2 separate regions of the Homo sapiens genome follow, and region 1 is linked to region 2. Evidence: chromatin contacts called from ENCODE Hi-C or POLR2A ChIA-PET data. All regions are on one chromosome and are shown on one strand. Each heading gives the region's core, a stretch centred on a gene start or an enhancer-like site at or near the end of the contact. The rest is flanking DNA. Distances are from core to core; before and after follow the strand shown.

Region 1 (7,232 bases), core at 101-2,600, 2.8 Mb after region 2:
GGCGCGTGCCCGGGGGCAGGCGTGGGGGGGAAGGCGGCCCCCGAGCGGGCGTCTGGACGCCGCCCCTCCTCGGCCAGGAGGGTCACCACCCCCGGCCCCCGCGCACCAGGGCTGAGGCCAAGGCCACCCGCACCTCCCACCCGCTTCTGCTCCCCCAGGCGACGAGCCCGCGGCGCCGCCGCCTCCTCCCGGAGCAGAAACTTTGCGTCTCTAATGGAAACCAAGCCGCGCGCCAGTTCCCTCCTCCCCCGCCGCCCCCCCCCCCCGCCCCAATTAGCGCGAGCCCAGCGCCTCCCGCGGGAAGTGCCTCCTGGTGCACCGAGGCTCACGCCCGCCCGCACTGCTGCACTGGGTGGGGGGCCGCAGGGTGCGAAAGCGGCAGGAACAAGCCACGGCCACACCGCAGGGCCCCGCCCGGGCGCAGGGCGGCCCGGCCGCCGCTTCCGCCCTCTCCGCCCCCAACCCCTCGCCTTCCTGCCCCCAACCCCACCCTTCCCCGGCTCCTTCCTTCCCAGCCCACGCCCGCGCCGCGCCCCCCGGGAAGAAGGAGGGGAGAGCGACCGAGGGAGGGCGCCCAGCAGGGCCGGCCAAAGTGGGGAGGTGGCGGGCGCTGACTGCGCCCCTCAACACCCGGCCGGAACAATGTGCGCCACCGGCCAGCTCCAGCCCATTCATTCTCCACTGCCCGCCCGACCTGCCACCTTCGCGCCGGCGGAGAAGCGGGGTGGGGAGGGGCGGGCCGGGGGGGGGGGTCTAGTGCCCGGCCCCGCCCGGCTCCCAGGCCGAAACGCTGCGCTGCAGGCAGCCCGGGTGCGGCGCTAGTGGATGCAGTGGGTGCGGGGCTGGGCGGGGGGCAGGGGGATTGGATGCAGAAACCCCCGCTGCAGTTGCGGCCGGAGCCCCTGCCCGTGGACGGCCTACGACCAAGTCCAGCTCCAAGGGGAACCAATAAATGAAGCTCCCTGGCAGAGGTCGCCGAGATGCAAATCCAAAATGCAACCTCCTTTAAGCGCAGCTGCTGCGTAACACTCAGAAAAGAAAAACCTCCAAGAACCAAAAACAAACAAAAAACAAACAAAACAACTAGAAATCTGGGAAGAAATCTCGGGCAGCTGCTACGCCGGCATTTGCCACTCCCGACCTACCATGGTGCGAGCGAAGGGAGGAAGAGCAGAGGGAGCGAGGGTGGCTGCACCAGCGCGGGGGCTGCGACGGCGGGGGTACCTCCGATGCCGCTGCTGCTGCTGCTGCTGCTAAGGCGCGCTGTGCGCTATGCCGCCGCCGCCGCCTGCGCCGCCGCCTGACTACGAGTAACGGCACGGCGTCCACGACACTCCCAGCACCACTGCCGGAGCGCGAGTCTGCGCCCCGCGATATATATATGGTGCGCCGTATCCCTCCGCCGCGGCGGAGCCGCCTCGCGCAGAGCGGCGCTGCGGCAGCCGGGCCTTGCCCGCCTGGTCCCGCCCCCGGGTTCGCCAGGCCTCCCGCCGCCCCCTGCGCGCCAGTCGCGGCGGCCCTACGCTGGGTCGGGGAAGCGTTCTAGGCTGGGCGCGCGGTCTCGGGTCAGGTGTGGCGGGGAGTCCTCAGGAGACGCCCACCCTGGGCGGGGGCGAAGACAGAGCGCCTGCTTAGTCCAACCTGGGGGCGGCCCAGAGCTTCGGAAGCCGTTCACTCCGCTACCTACCCCAGCCTCACCCCACCTGGGTGACCCTCCCACCTCAACATCTCCAACCGCTCCACTAGGGCTGCCGGCTCCCGCGTGCCCCTCGTCCTTGGGTCTGCAGCGGCCACTTCCAGTTTGGGGTGCTGCAGGAGGTCCTGAGAGTAGGGGGTCCGCGGGGAGGTGGAGGCAGATTGGCCACACTCCTTCAGCTGCCGAGGAGAGGGGTCTGCAGAGGACGAGGTAGTTGTCCTCCTGGAAGAAATTGGTCCTCTTCGGATTTTGGAGCAGTATCCGAGTCAAATTATTTATGCTCAGTTGCTAAATCTGTGTCATGCTGCGATGTTTAATCAGTCTTTAATGTTTTTACGTTTCCACTGAATATTTTTTAGGATGCCTGAATATTTCTCCCCTACTATTTTGTTCTTTTTCCTGGCGCCCGTCTTACTAAAATTAGTGTACCTGTGCAGCTTCTACAGACCTTAAACCCAGGCTTTAAATTTTTCGTAATTTTCCTGATCCTGAGAAGGGTCAGAGTCTTTATTCATAAATCCATAGAAACAAGGGAAAAAATAGATGCTTCAAATCCTCTGCATTACAAGTGGAACACACAGCCAATTGCCTCTCTTATGGAGCTAGATTGTATTTTAAACTACAGTTTTGATTATATTCCTTTTAAAAGACTATTTAAATCTTTAAATATACTAGTGTTTTCCATTTTTTATTATATTCCTTTTAAAATAATATTTAAATCTTTAAGTTTACTAGTGTTTTCCATTTTTCTGTAAAGTAGAGAAAGAACAATTTCAGCCAGTAATGTGAACCCCAGGACTTGTAAAAATCTAGACAAAATGCTGCAGTTTCTTTTCTTGCCAAGGCAGAACACAGAATTTGATCTTCTGTTTTACAGGGCCCGGGCAACAGTTGGAGGTTATCATTTGCTTACTGTTTCACAGAATATGGCAAAGTGTGTGATTAACATGCTGTGCTAGAAAGGGCTTTGCTTGCTTGTGTTTGTTTCTGCTTTCAACAAAGTCTGCAGGAATATGTTTTTTAAAAAAGGAAAAATGTACAGGCACATTGCAAATGCCACAGGACTTCTTGGGATAACCTTAGACAAGACGTCAGCATCTGTGGAGCTGTTCCTACTGATGTTCCTTCTGGAATGCCGCAGAAAGAGTGAACCTGCTGTTTAATTTAAAGAGAGGCTGCAGCAGCAAGCCAGGGGATGCTGCCTTCCCTCTGCAGATTAGAAAGACACTATTCACTTCACAAACCTGATCCTAATCCCTGCAAAAAAATAATAATAATACTCCTGGGCTCATAGGGGAAAACCTGAGTAGGAATAAAGCGTGCATACTAATGCGAGAGTTGGAGATAAGGAAATAGAAGAAAAGGGACTAATACAAATTAATTTTAAAGAATATGCAATAATCCAGTCAGTTACAAGCCTAAATGGCCAAACTCCTTATTAAAACTGCATCTTGGCCGGGCGCGGTGGCTCACACCTGTAATCCCAGCACTTGGGGAGGCCGAAGCAGGCGGATCACAAGGTCAGGAGATCGAGACCATCCTGGCCAACATAGTGAAACCTTGTCTCTACTAAAAATACAAAAATTAGCTGGGTGTGGTGGCGCGTGCCTGTAATCTCAGCTACTTTCAGTAGGCTGAGGCAGGAGAATCCCTTGAACCAGGGCATCGGAGGTTGCAGTGAGCCAAGATAGCGCCATCGCATTCCAGCCTGGTGACAGAGCGAGACTCCATCCAATAATAATAATAATACTAAAACTGCTTCTTTCCTAAGGGTATTGGTATTCTTTCTCTGGGGCTTTTCATATAGTAGTTAGTGAAATACATTTTTTCTTTTTTTTTTGAGACAGAGCCTCACTCTGTTGCCCAGGCTGGAGTGCAGTGGTGCAATCTCAGCTCACTGCAACCTTCGCCTTGTGGGTTCAAGCGATTCTCCTGCCTCAGCCCCCTGAGTAGCTGGGATTACAGGTACAGGTGCCTGCCACCACGCCTGGCTAATTTTTGTATTTTTAGTAGAGATGGGGTTTCACCATGTTGGCCAGGCTGGTCTCGAACTCCTGACTTCAAGTGATCCACCTGCCTCGGCCTCCCAAAGTGCTGGGATTACAGGTGTGAGCCACCGCTCCCAGCCAGTGAAATACATTTTAAAACATGATATGCATTGTATAAGTAGGGGGAAATAATGGCCTAGAAATGTGTTTAATTATTAAGGATCTACTCGTTTCTGATAGTCTTCCATTCCTTGTGATTATTTTGGTTAAGTTGCTACAATCTATGGTTTTGAAAGCCAAGCATTCTCTAAAATAATATTTTTCCTCTGTCATTAACCTTATTTCACCTAAATATAACATTTTGAAACTTTTTATGACTTTACTTGCTAAAAACTGTACATTTCAGAATCCTTTTACTTAGTATAGTAAAATTTATTTTCCTGATTCTTCATATTTTACAAACTAGAGTTCTATTTTGGTAATTCTTTAATGTATCAAAGCACATCTTTGCTTTCAAGTTCATCGGGTTTATAATGAGGTCATGCTTGCACAGTTTTATGGACATGCTTTTCACAGTTTGACACTCTGAAATATAAGAAGGTCAAGTGACTTGCCCAGGATCTTACTGTGAGTCAGGGATGGGGCATAAAATAGAGCTTGAGTCCTTGCTCAGGGGCTCTAATTTAGATAATATATTCGTGGTCTTGATATCCGAACATTTTAAAGGCCCAATGTTAGGGGTTTGTCTGTTTCATAAAGCAGATTCTTCTGACTGCCTATTTAGAAATCACTGGGTTTTCATTATCAAATAGACTGCTTTAAGTGAATACACGTCCTAATTTATGAAGAGATCAGCAATCAGGAGAATAAACCGCATTATTGTAATATCATAATTTACTGAGAACCAAAAACCTATGGAACATTTCATATTTAAAGGAAATTGTTCTATAGGAAGTTATTTAAATAAGATAAAAGTAAATGGAAGAAAAGTAAAAACGATGCAGCCTCAAGCCAGGAATCTCATGTTTAAGTATCATTTCCGTCACTAACCAAATCACTCTAACCCTCTGAATCTGACAGAAAGGACACAGATGTAACAAGAGTTTTGTACTTGATGTAGAAATTCCTTCTAGCTGTGAAACCCTGTGTCTGAGGTTATATGATTATAACATATACATATATAACCTCTGTCATATATATGTATACACACATATACATATATTGAAGATGGAGAAATGGAGAATGCAAATGGAGAAATGGAAATAGTTTAAAAATAACAATTACTTGCTCGGCATGGTGGCTGACACCTGTAATCCCAGCACCTTGGGAGGCTGAGGCATGTGGATCATGAGGTCAGGAGTTCAAGACCAGCCTGGCCAACATAGTGAAACCCTGTCTCTACTAAAAATACAAAAAATAAGCTGGGCGTGGTGGCAGGCACCTGTAATCCCAGCTATTCAGAAGACTAAGGCAGGAGAATCGCTTGAACCTGGGAGGCAGATGTTGCAGTCAGCAGAGATCGCACCACTGCACTCCAGCCTGGGCAACAGTACAAGACTCTGTCTCAAAAAATAAAAATAAAAAATAATTACTCAGCATTGACTATGGCCAGGCCTTGTGCTAAATGTATTATTTCATCCTCCTACCCATCCTGTGAAACAGGTATCATTATTCTTACAAAGGAACTGAGGCACTGAACGAGTCAGTGACTTGCCTAATTTAAGTGGAACCCAAAAATCTAGCTGAGAGCCCAAGCACTTAAGCATTACATTATAACTATCTCCTGCAATGTAGTAGAATTTATTTTTATTTTAATTTGGGGTAGGAGGCAGAAGTGGCAAAGATTAAGATGAAAATTTGGTTTATAAAGAGATACTTCTTACCCAATAATTTAAAATACGATCATAGGAATGTAGTAATGGCTCTATTTTTACATAAGGAATATGGAGTGTTTGGGGAAGAAAACCTAAAGCAAAACATTTAATTTGTGATGCTTTCTAGCTGGAGGACACTTCTCATTTTGCCTCTGAGGTCTAGAGAGGTCAAGAGGCTTGCTCACTGTCAAACATCCAATTGTGTGTGTGAGAGAGAGGTAGAGACACATATGGTTGGTTGGTTGGTTGGTTTGAGAGTCAGTAATACCTCTTCACCATCCTCGACTCCCTCCTTCTCCACCCCGTGGTCCAATAGTACTTAGATGAATATCCACCATTCAGGATTCTCCGCTTCACTAATCATCTCCAATTGCCAGAACAGATTCTTGCTGTTTGTGTTTGGATTTACATTTCATTAAATTCTATTCAGGATTATTACAAAAAGTTTTGTTATCTCTATCAATAAATAAAATACTCCATTATTTTTCCATTTAAAATTTTGTGATTATCTTTTTTGTTGTTATAATGTTTATGAATGACTCATATAGGTAATGAGCAGAGGGAACATTCTTACATTACATTTAAATTTGAAAATATGTTACCATCAGAACATAATAAGCAAGTGTTAGGCCATGACAACTTACCATGAGAAAAATATTATCCATTTTAGCATATAAGGCGTCTGTTTAGTGTCCCATGATTTTTTTTTTTTTTTTTTGGAGACGGAGTCTTGCTGTGTAGCCCAGGCTGGAGCACAGTGGCACGATCTTGGCCTCACTGCAAGCTCCGCCTGCCGGGTTCACGCCATTCTCCTGCCTCAGCCTCCTGAGTAGCTGGGACAACAGGCACCCGCCACCATGCCTGGCTAATTTTTTTGTATTTTCAGTAGAGATGGGGTTTCACCGTGTTAGCCAGGATGGTCTCAATCTCCTGACCTCGTGATCCGCCTGCCTCCGCCTCCCAAAGTGCTGGGATTACAGGCGTGAGCCACCGCACCCGGCTAGTGTCCCATGATTTCAAATGACTCATAGCCAGACTAACTGTCCTGTTGTATGTTCCAGCTTGTGATGGTCACCAGTATACTCAGTAGTCTGAAGTGCAGTATTTCCAAACAGCACCATTCACTAGCTTTGAGTGCCTCATTCTTGTTTTTTTTTTTTATTTTGAAACACTTTGCTTTTTATAGGAGAAAACATATCTTATCCTCCATTCACAGGATTTGTGCTTGTTTTGCTAGTAGCTGTGGTGATGGATTTGCCTTCCTCTGTTCCCTCTCTGGTCAAGCCACCCTCGTGACCAACGTCATAAATATGCAACACAGAAAGTGGGGTCCGGGATATAGAATAAGAACAGAGCAAAATAACTGGCCATTAATGAGACTGGACCCATGACTTGAGCCTCAGCTTTGGGCTTTAACCAACTGAGCCCTTAAGTCAAAGGCAGCCAGCAATGGTTACACAGACTTAGGGACCAAGTACTGTGAGTGAATTCAGATAGTAAAATGTCCAGTGGGATAAGATCATAGTTTTGTGCTTTAGTTGTTTACACTAACTTCAAGCTGGGTTTTTTCTTTCTTTTTTTGTTTTCTGAGATAGGGTCTCGCTCTGTCCCCCAGGCTGGAGTACAATGGCATGATCATAGCTGACTGTAATCTCAAACTCCCGGGCTCAAATA
Region 2 (7,126 bases), core at 3,115-5,614:
TCCCAGGACTGTTGTGAAGAATAAATGTAAATCACTCATAAACAATGTCTGTAACATGCATACTGAATACTTAAAAGATGCAAGTGATTTGGTCATCTGACCCTCACAAAAACAAGTATTTCAAACTGCTGCTTACTTTGAGGATTCCACGTGTTATATCAAAAGATATATCATTTCAGTAACTAGACCTTTGGAGGCAGTGAGATAAATGAGACTAATTGATCTGAAGGATCTGATCTGCTACTTTTACATCACAAAGGTACCTGCTTTATCTTTTAAGTAACAGCTTGCTATGGAATACTCAGCCTTCCTTTCGGGTTCAGTCAGATGTAGTGGAAAGATGAGGTTGCTAGGAAACTTTCAGATTTCTAGTAGACAAATAGAGAAAAACTTGTCAATACTATTGCCATTTCCATTCTTTGGCATGACTGGGCAAAGAGTACCCAGTGCTAAAACATTTGTCATTTGTGAGAAGCGCTATGCCTCTGTGGTTAGTAACGATGGCGTTAGAATGCCTGGTTATAACCCTGGCTCTGCTACTCGCTGTGACCTTTGGCAAGTTACTTGACTTCTCTGCCTCAGTTTCCTTATCTGTGAAATCTGGATAATAATACCCATCTTATAGGGTTGTTGGGAGGATTACATTAGTTAATTTCCATAAAGCTCTTAGAATAGGGCCCAACAGAATAAGCATCAAAAAGTGTTGATTATTAAAAGCATAAAATGTTTTCCAGTATTAATGACATAACTGTATAAAAATATATCTTGATCTCATGCAGAAAAGAAATGCTACTGTGTCCATGTTTTAGTTATTTGTATTAGTACCAGATGTGAGGTAGTACAAATGCAAAGGAGAAGGTACAGGAACACATCTTCATGTAATTAACCTACTGCCTGATGACCTGACCTTGGGCCAGAAAAGAAAATCAGAAAGATTATGACTTGATAGCATCTTTTAGAGGGGTCTCATGCATCTGATAAGGACTGGACTAAATTACCTGCTATAGGCTGGCCATGGTGGCTCATGCCTGTTATCCTAGTACTTTGGGAGGCTGAGGTGTATCACTTGAGGTCAGGAGTTCGGGACCAGCCTGGACAACATGGTGAAACCCCGTCTCTACTAAAAATACAAAAATTAGCCAGGCATGGTGGTGGGTGCCTGTAATCCCAGCTACTCGGGAGTCTGAGGCAGGAGAATAGCATGAACCTGGGAGGTGGAGGTTGCAGTGAGCTGAGATCGCACTTCTGCACACCAGTCTGGGCTACAGAGCAAGACTCCATCTCAAAATAAATAACATAAATAAATACAGCTAGGCATGGTGGCTCATGCCTGTAATCCCAGGCCTTTGGGAGGCTGACGCAAGTGGATTACCTTAGTTAGGTGAGGAGTTTGAGACCAGCCTGGCCAACATGCTGCAACCCTGTCTCTACTAAAATAACAAAAATCAGCCAGGCATGGTGGTGGTCACCTGTAATCCCAGCTACTCAGGAGGCTGAGGCAAGAGAATCGCTTAAACCCGAGAGGTGGAGGTTGCAGTGAGCCGAAGGTTCCAGTGAGCCAAGACTGCACCACTGCACTCCATCCTGGGTGACAAAGCAAGGCTCCGTCTCAAAAATAATAATAATAATTTAAATAAATAATAAATAACCTGCTAGATTTTCATTGAACACATTGTTTCCATCTTCTATTTGTAAGTTATTTCTAGCCTTTCAACATTTAACACTTAGTTTCTTCCCAGATAGTTTTCTAAATCAGTAGCATTGGAGCGTACGTTCTCAGGGCCTTCTGAGACTGTGTCACAAGTCATGGAAAAAAAAAATTTTTTTAATTAAAAATAGCTGGGCATGGTAGCTCACACCTGTAATCCTAGCACTTAGGGAGCCAGAGAGAGGAGGAAAGCTTGAGCCCAGGAGTTCGAGACCTGCCTGGGCAACATAGCGAGACCCCATTCTCCACAAAAAAGAAAAATATAAAAAATAAAACCATTAAAAGCATTAATAATAATTTAGCCATTACCAAGAGGAAGAACAAATTCTGCTTATCAAGACAGCCATTTCCTCAATAATTTTTTAGCAATGCCTCATAAGCTGACAGCAAGTCTAGACAGCTGGCTTAGCTGCAATAGAATGAATCGGTGTTTTAAGTGTGAAGAATTTTAAAGCAAGCCAAGTAATTGTATAAAATTTAAATTTTATGATCATGTCTGGACCTTTTTACACTTAACACAATGGAAATGTTCATATTCATTTTTTTCCCCAAAGGAAAAATTTCTGAATCATCACTATGTTGCACAGTAGAATAGAAATATGAATTCAGGTACTTAGTCAAGTTTCTAAAGAATGCAAATAACAGACATGATTTAACTTCCAAAATCTGAAGTCATCAACATGATTTTGTAGTACTCTATCTCAGGTTTTACCTAAAAATTCGTTATTATTCAGATAAAGATAGCTCCCTAATCACATGTTTTTAAAAAGCCTCTGCCCCACGACAACTTCCTGAGATCTGTGAAGAAACTGCAGTCTTGTGATCAGACTCCATATAGGACTGGCAGTTTTGTAATCGTAGGGAAAAAACGGTGACTGATTTTACGTGTCAATCAGTTGTAGTCTGCTGATCTGATTAGAAGCCTTGACAAATGCCTGGTGGCGATTGCAAATAACTGCCAAGCATATAGGGATGATACAGTAGCCCACTGTTTTGGGATCAGCTCTTGTACAAGAGTATAGGAACAAAAACATCTGTAAGTAAGGTACCAGAAAAATAACTGTCCACACCCAAAAAGGCAAGGAGAGTAATTGAGCTTTCAAGGAGTGTGTCCATGTGGTTCCTTCAAGGGGCTCCTCAGGGTGCTGTTGAATGTGTTCCAAGGCCAGCCTGTTGTAAGTCTCACTGATTTCAAAAACATAGTAAAATGCTGCTGCACTGGCTAACAGATACAATCCCACTCCAATCCATCCCATCCGCTGACGGAAGTTCATCATTCTCCATGCTCTGTGCCTTCAAATTAAAAAAGAAAATACAATTAGGGTCTAGTAATGCTGTCACGGCAACTACTCCAAATGTACTTGCTTTATCTCCAAGAATTCTAGGCCGGGCGCGGTGGCTCGCGCCTGTAATCCCAGCACTTTGGGAGGCTGAGGCGGGTGGATCACGAGGTCAGGTGATAGAGACCATCCTGGCTAACATGGTGAAATCCCGTCTCTACTAAAAATACAAAAAAAATAGCCGGGCGTGGTGGCGGGCACCTGTAGTCCCAGCTACTCGGGAGGCTGAGGCAGGAGAATGGCGTGAACCCAGGAGGCAGAGCTTGCAGAGAGCCGAGATCACGCCACTGCACTCCAGCCTGGGCGACAGAGCGAGACTCTGTCTAATTAAAAAAAAAAAAAAAGAATTCTAAAATATCCCACTAACACACTTAAGATTTAAAATAATTAAATTAAACACCTATTAAGAAATGTAAAACTTACAGGTTGTTTTGTGTAATACTTACAATCAAGTAAAACAACACACACAAAAAAACAAAAAACCATTGATTTCAGTATATACTGAGTTCTGCTTTTTAACGGGAATCCCTCAGAATAAATCACTGCATCCTACTTAAACAGGTCCATAATACCCGCCCTCCAGAAACTGGAATTAAACTAGTTTCTCACAGCACATTTCACTTTGACAGGTGAAACACTTTCTGGCATAACAGTACTGCTTCAGACGTGAACGCGGGGTGCTACAAGTCAAGCCCCCAAGTTAAGACAGTAACTCCTAAGCACTTACAATGGTCCCGAAAATCTTCCTGTTCCCACGGCAAGCGTTAAAGAGTCACTCAGCTCTGAATAATCGGGTGGCTTTGGCATTTCAGAGAAAGCCAACATAAAATAAATCCCCTGGGTCACCCGGCTAGGAGAAAGGTGAGCGCCGCCAGCCTGGAGCACCAGCTACTAGTGATTAAGAACGGCGTGACTGCGGCGGGTCACGCGCGGCCCGGCCCCCGTCGCCGCCGCCGGAGACCCGCTCTGAGAACCTGACCCGGCAGGGAGGCGTCCCCGCCACTTGGGCCTCCGGGCGGCCGGCCCCGCCCCCTGCCGCGCTGCAGCGCCGGCACGCCGCGACCAAGGCTGCGCAGGCGGCGCCAGGCCCGGGCCTCGCCGCCTTGCAGCGCCGCGAGCCCAGCGCCCGTCAGCGGTCGCCGGCGGAGCCTGCTTGCAAAGCTGAGGTCCCGGATCTCACCTTCCTGTCCCGTGGTGGCCAGCCCGCCCGCCGTCCCGGATGCCGCCGCAGTCGGAGCTTCCGGCTCGGGCCGGAAGCGCGCGCGCCCCGCCCCCGAGGCCCGCCCCTCATGACGTCAGATCGCCCCCGCCCGCCGCGCAGCTTCCCCGAGCGAGACCAAAACAGGTGGAATCCGGGCTGGAGCCGGAGCTCCGGCGGCGCGGGTGGCGGCACGTCCCTCCAGGTGGGTGGCTCTCTGGGTCTGGCGACTCAGCGCTCCTCAGCCTTGCCCCCTGGTGCCCGCTCGCGACTGTCATCGCCCCATCACTTCTCGTTGCAGACAGTACCACAGGCACCTGGAGTACCGGCATCGGTCGCTGTGGCCCCCGAGTGTCCGTCAGAGCCTAGGGGAGCCTGCCCTCCCGCGCCTCGTCGGGGCCCGGCCAGGCACCTTGGCCGCCGGCGCACGGACGCGGGCACGAGCACTAGATCACGGTGAGTGGAAGCGGGCCCGACGCGGCCCTGCAGGCCCGACATCCGCCAGGCACCAGGGCTGGGAGGGGTGAGGGGCGCGCGCCGCAGTGCGGCTGCCCTGGCGTCGCCGCTGGGGGCAGGGCGCGCGGGGCTTGGGGCCTGCACGCTTGCCCTGGACGTTGGCACCTTTAGCTAACCTGTCTGCTCTGTCTTGCAGGCTGCTGGACCTCGGCACGTTGACAAGATTTCTCTGGGGTACCGCGGAGGATTACTTTGAATTTCGGTGGTCGCCTGTGGTCTGGCATATTTAGAACTTAAGTCTATTATTTCGGGCACCATGACTTTGAGGCTTTTAGAAGACTGGTGCAGGGGGATGGACATGAACCCTCGGAAAGCGCTATTGATTGCCGGCATCTCCCAGAGCTGCAGTGTGGCAGAAATCGAGGAGGCTCTGCAGGCTGGTTTAGCTCCCTTGGGGGAGTACAGACTGCTTGGAAGGATGTTCAGGAGGGATGAGAACAGGAAAGTAGCCTTAGTAGGGCTTACTGCGGAGACTAGTCACGCCCTGGTCCCTAAGGAGATACCGGGAAAAGGGGGTATCTGGAGAGTGATCTTTAAGCCCCCTGACCCAGATAATACATTTTTAAGCAGATTAAATGAATTTTTAGCGGGAGAGGGCATGACAGTGGGTGAGTTGAGCAGAGCTCTTGGACATGAAAATGGCTCCTTAGACCCAGAGCAGGGCATGATCCCGGAAATGTGGGCCCCTATGTTGGCACAGGCATTAGAGGCTCTTCAGCCTGCCCTGCAATGCTTGAAGTATAAAAAGCTGAGAGTGTTCTCGGGCAGGGAGTCTCCAGAACCAGGAGAAGAAGAATTTGGACGCTGGATGTTTCATACTACTCAGATGATAAAGGCGTGGCAGGTGCCAGATGTAGAGAAGAGAAGGCGATTGCTAGAGAGCCTTCGAGGCCCAGCACTTGATGTTATTCGTGTCCTCAAGATAAACAATCCTTTAATTACTGTCGATGAATGTCTGCAGGCTCTTGAGGAGGTATTTGGGGTTACAGATAATCCTAGGGAGTTGCAGGTCAAATATCTAACCACTTACCAGAAGGATGAGGAAAAGTTGTCGGCTTATGTACTAAGGCTGGAGCCTTTGTTACAGAAGCTGGTACAGAGAGGAGCAATTGAGAGAGATGCTGTGAATCAGGCCCGCCTAGACCAAGTCATTGCTGGGGCAGTCCACAAAACAATTCGCAGAGAGCTTAATCTGCCAGAGGATGGCCCAGCCCCTGGTTTCTTGCAGTTATTGGTACTAATAAAGGATTATGAGGCAGCTGAGGAGGAGGAGGCCCTTCTCCAGGCAATATTGGAAGGTAATTTCACCTGAGTCTCAGGGAACCACGAAGGGATATGGCAATGAGTAGAGCATGAAGGTAGAACAGTCTATATACTCTTGTGACACATACAATCCCTACCTTGTGCTGCCAAGTAACTCATTTTTGTGCAATTCTCAGTATAAGCCCTTTGTCGTTTCTGTGCCTATTTAAAGTCTCCTAAAGGTGTAATTGACTAGGAAGGATGTAGTTCTACACTGCCATTTACCTATTTAAATTCATCCTTGTGAATATCTTTGTTGTTGTTGTTGAGACAGAGTCTCGCTCTGTCACCCAGGCTGGAGTGCAGTGGCGTGATCTTGGCTCACTGCATCCTCCGCCTTCCAGGTTTAAGCTATTCTCCTGCCTCAGTTGCCCGAGTAGCTGGGACTACAGGCATGTGCCACCACGCCCAGCTAAGTTTTGCATTATCAGTAGAGACGGGGTTTCACCATGTTGGCCAGGCTAGTTTCGAACTCCTGACCTCAAGTGATCCACCTGCTTCGGCCTCTGAAAGTGCTGGGATTACAGGCGTGAGACACTGCGCCCAGCCTCATCCCTGTGAATTTCTTATTGTACACAAGTTCTTTCACTATCTGTGTGCAGTGCTCTGAGGGGACAGACAAGGCTTGGGTGTATATGCCAACCAGATCTCATTGAAGTATCAGCTTGTTTGGTACTAGGTGCAAGTGTAGCATGTCACATGTGACCATGTTGGATCATTGACAATTTTTAGGTATGTACTGACCTACATTTATGATGAAGATCCTGAGCGGAGGTTAAGATATTAAGTTATTTTCCATATGAATCAGAATTATATTGATTCTGTGCAATCAAAACAAAAGGCAGAATAGAATGCTGAGATTGGTTAAGTTTGCAATGACCATCTTGAACCACAGATTTCTGCTATGTGTCATCAAAACATCTAGTTCTGAGTAACATTTTCACGATTGTTATAAAATTATAGGTGTGAACTTCTAAAATAAAGGAATGCTAATAAAATGACTTTGTCTGTTTTGTTTATATCACGGTTCCAAGAGAGATTTCATTTGAATAAAGAGTTCCC

Evidence for each region. A loop is a pair of places that touch in the nucleus more often than their neighbours do. ChIA-PET counts read pairs that join two places held with the same protein, here RNA polymerase II (POLR2A). Pooled maps may share reads with other maps.
Region 1: a pooled map shows a loop between it and region 2 (10-fold over the local background). The contact joins the promoter of CALM1 here to the promoter of MOAP1 in region 2. A Hi-C loop is called at or near these places in 9 of 50 pooled maps. POLR2A ChIA-PET finds 5 or more read pairs at or near these places in 2 of 52 experiments (CD4-positive, alpha-beta T cell and CD8-positive, alpha-beta memory T cell).

The regions. Positions count from the first base shown.
Region 1 is chr14:90,391,147-90,398,378 of GRCh38, reverse strand. It overlaps CALM1 (calmodulin 1), which reads right to left and starts at 1,350. Exons shown (of 6, transcript NM_006888.6): 1 at 1,146-1,350. The coding sequence starts at 1,148. RefSeq lists silencers at 1-48, 89-158, 239-788, 799-958, 1,239-1,658 and enhancers at 1,089-1,138, 1,260-1,554.
Region 2 is chr14:93,182,135-93,189,260 of GRCh38, reverse strand. MOAP1 (modulator of apoptosis 1) reads left to right here and starts at 4,364. Exons shown (of 3, transcript NM_022151.5): 1 at 4,364-4,451; 2 at 4,548-4,702; 3 at 4,899-7,062. The coding sequence starts at 5,019. The coding sequence ends at 6,074. LYSET (lysosomal enzyme trafficking factor) reads right to left here and starts at 3,944. Exons shown (of 2, transcript NM_001098621.4): 1 at 3,776-3,944; 2 at 798-3,001. The coding sequence starts at 3,855. The coding sequence ends at 2,590.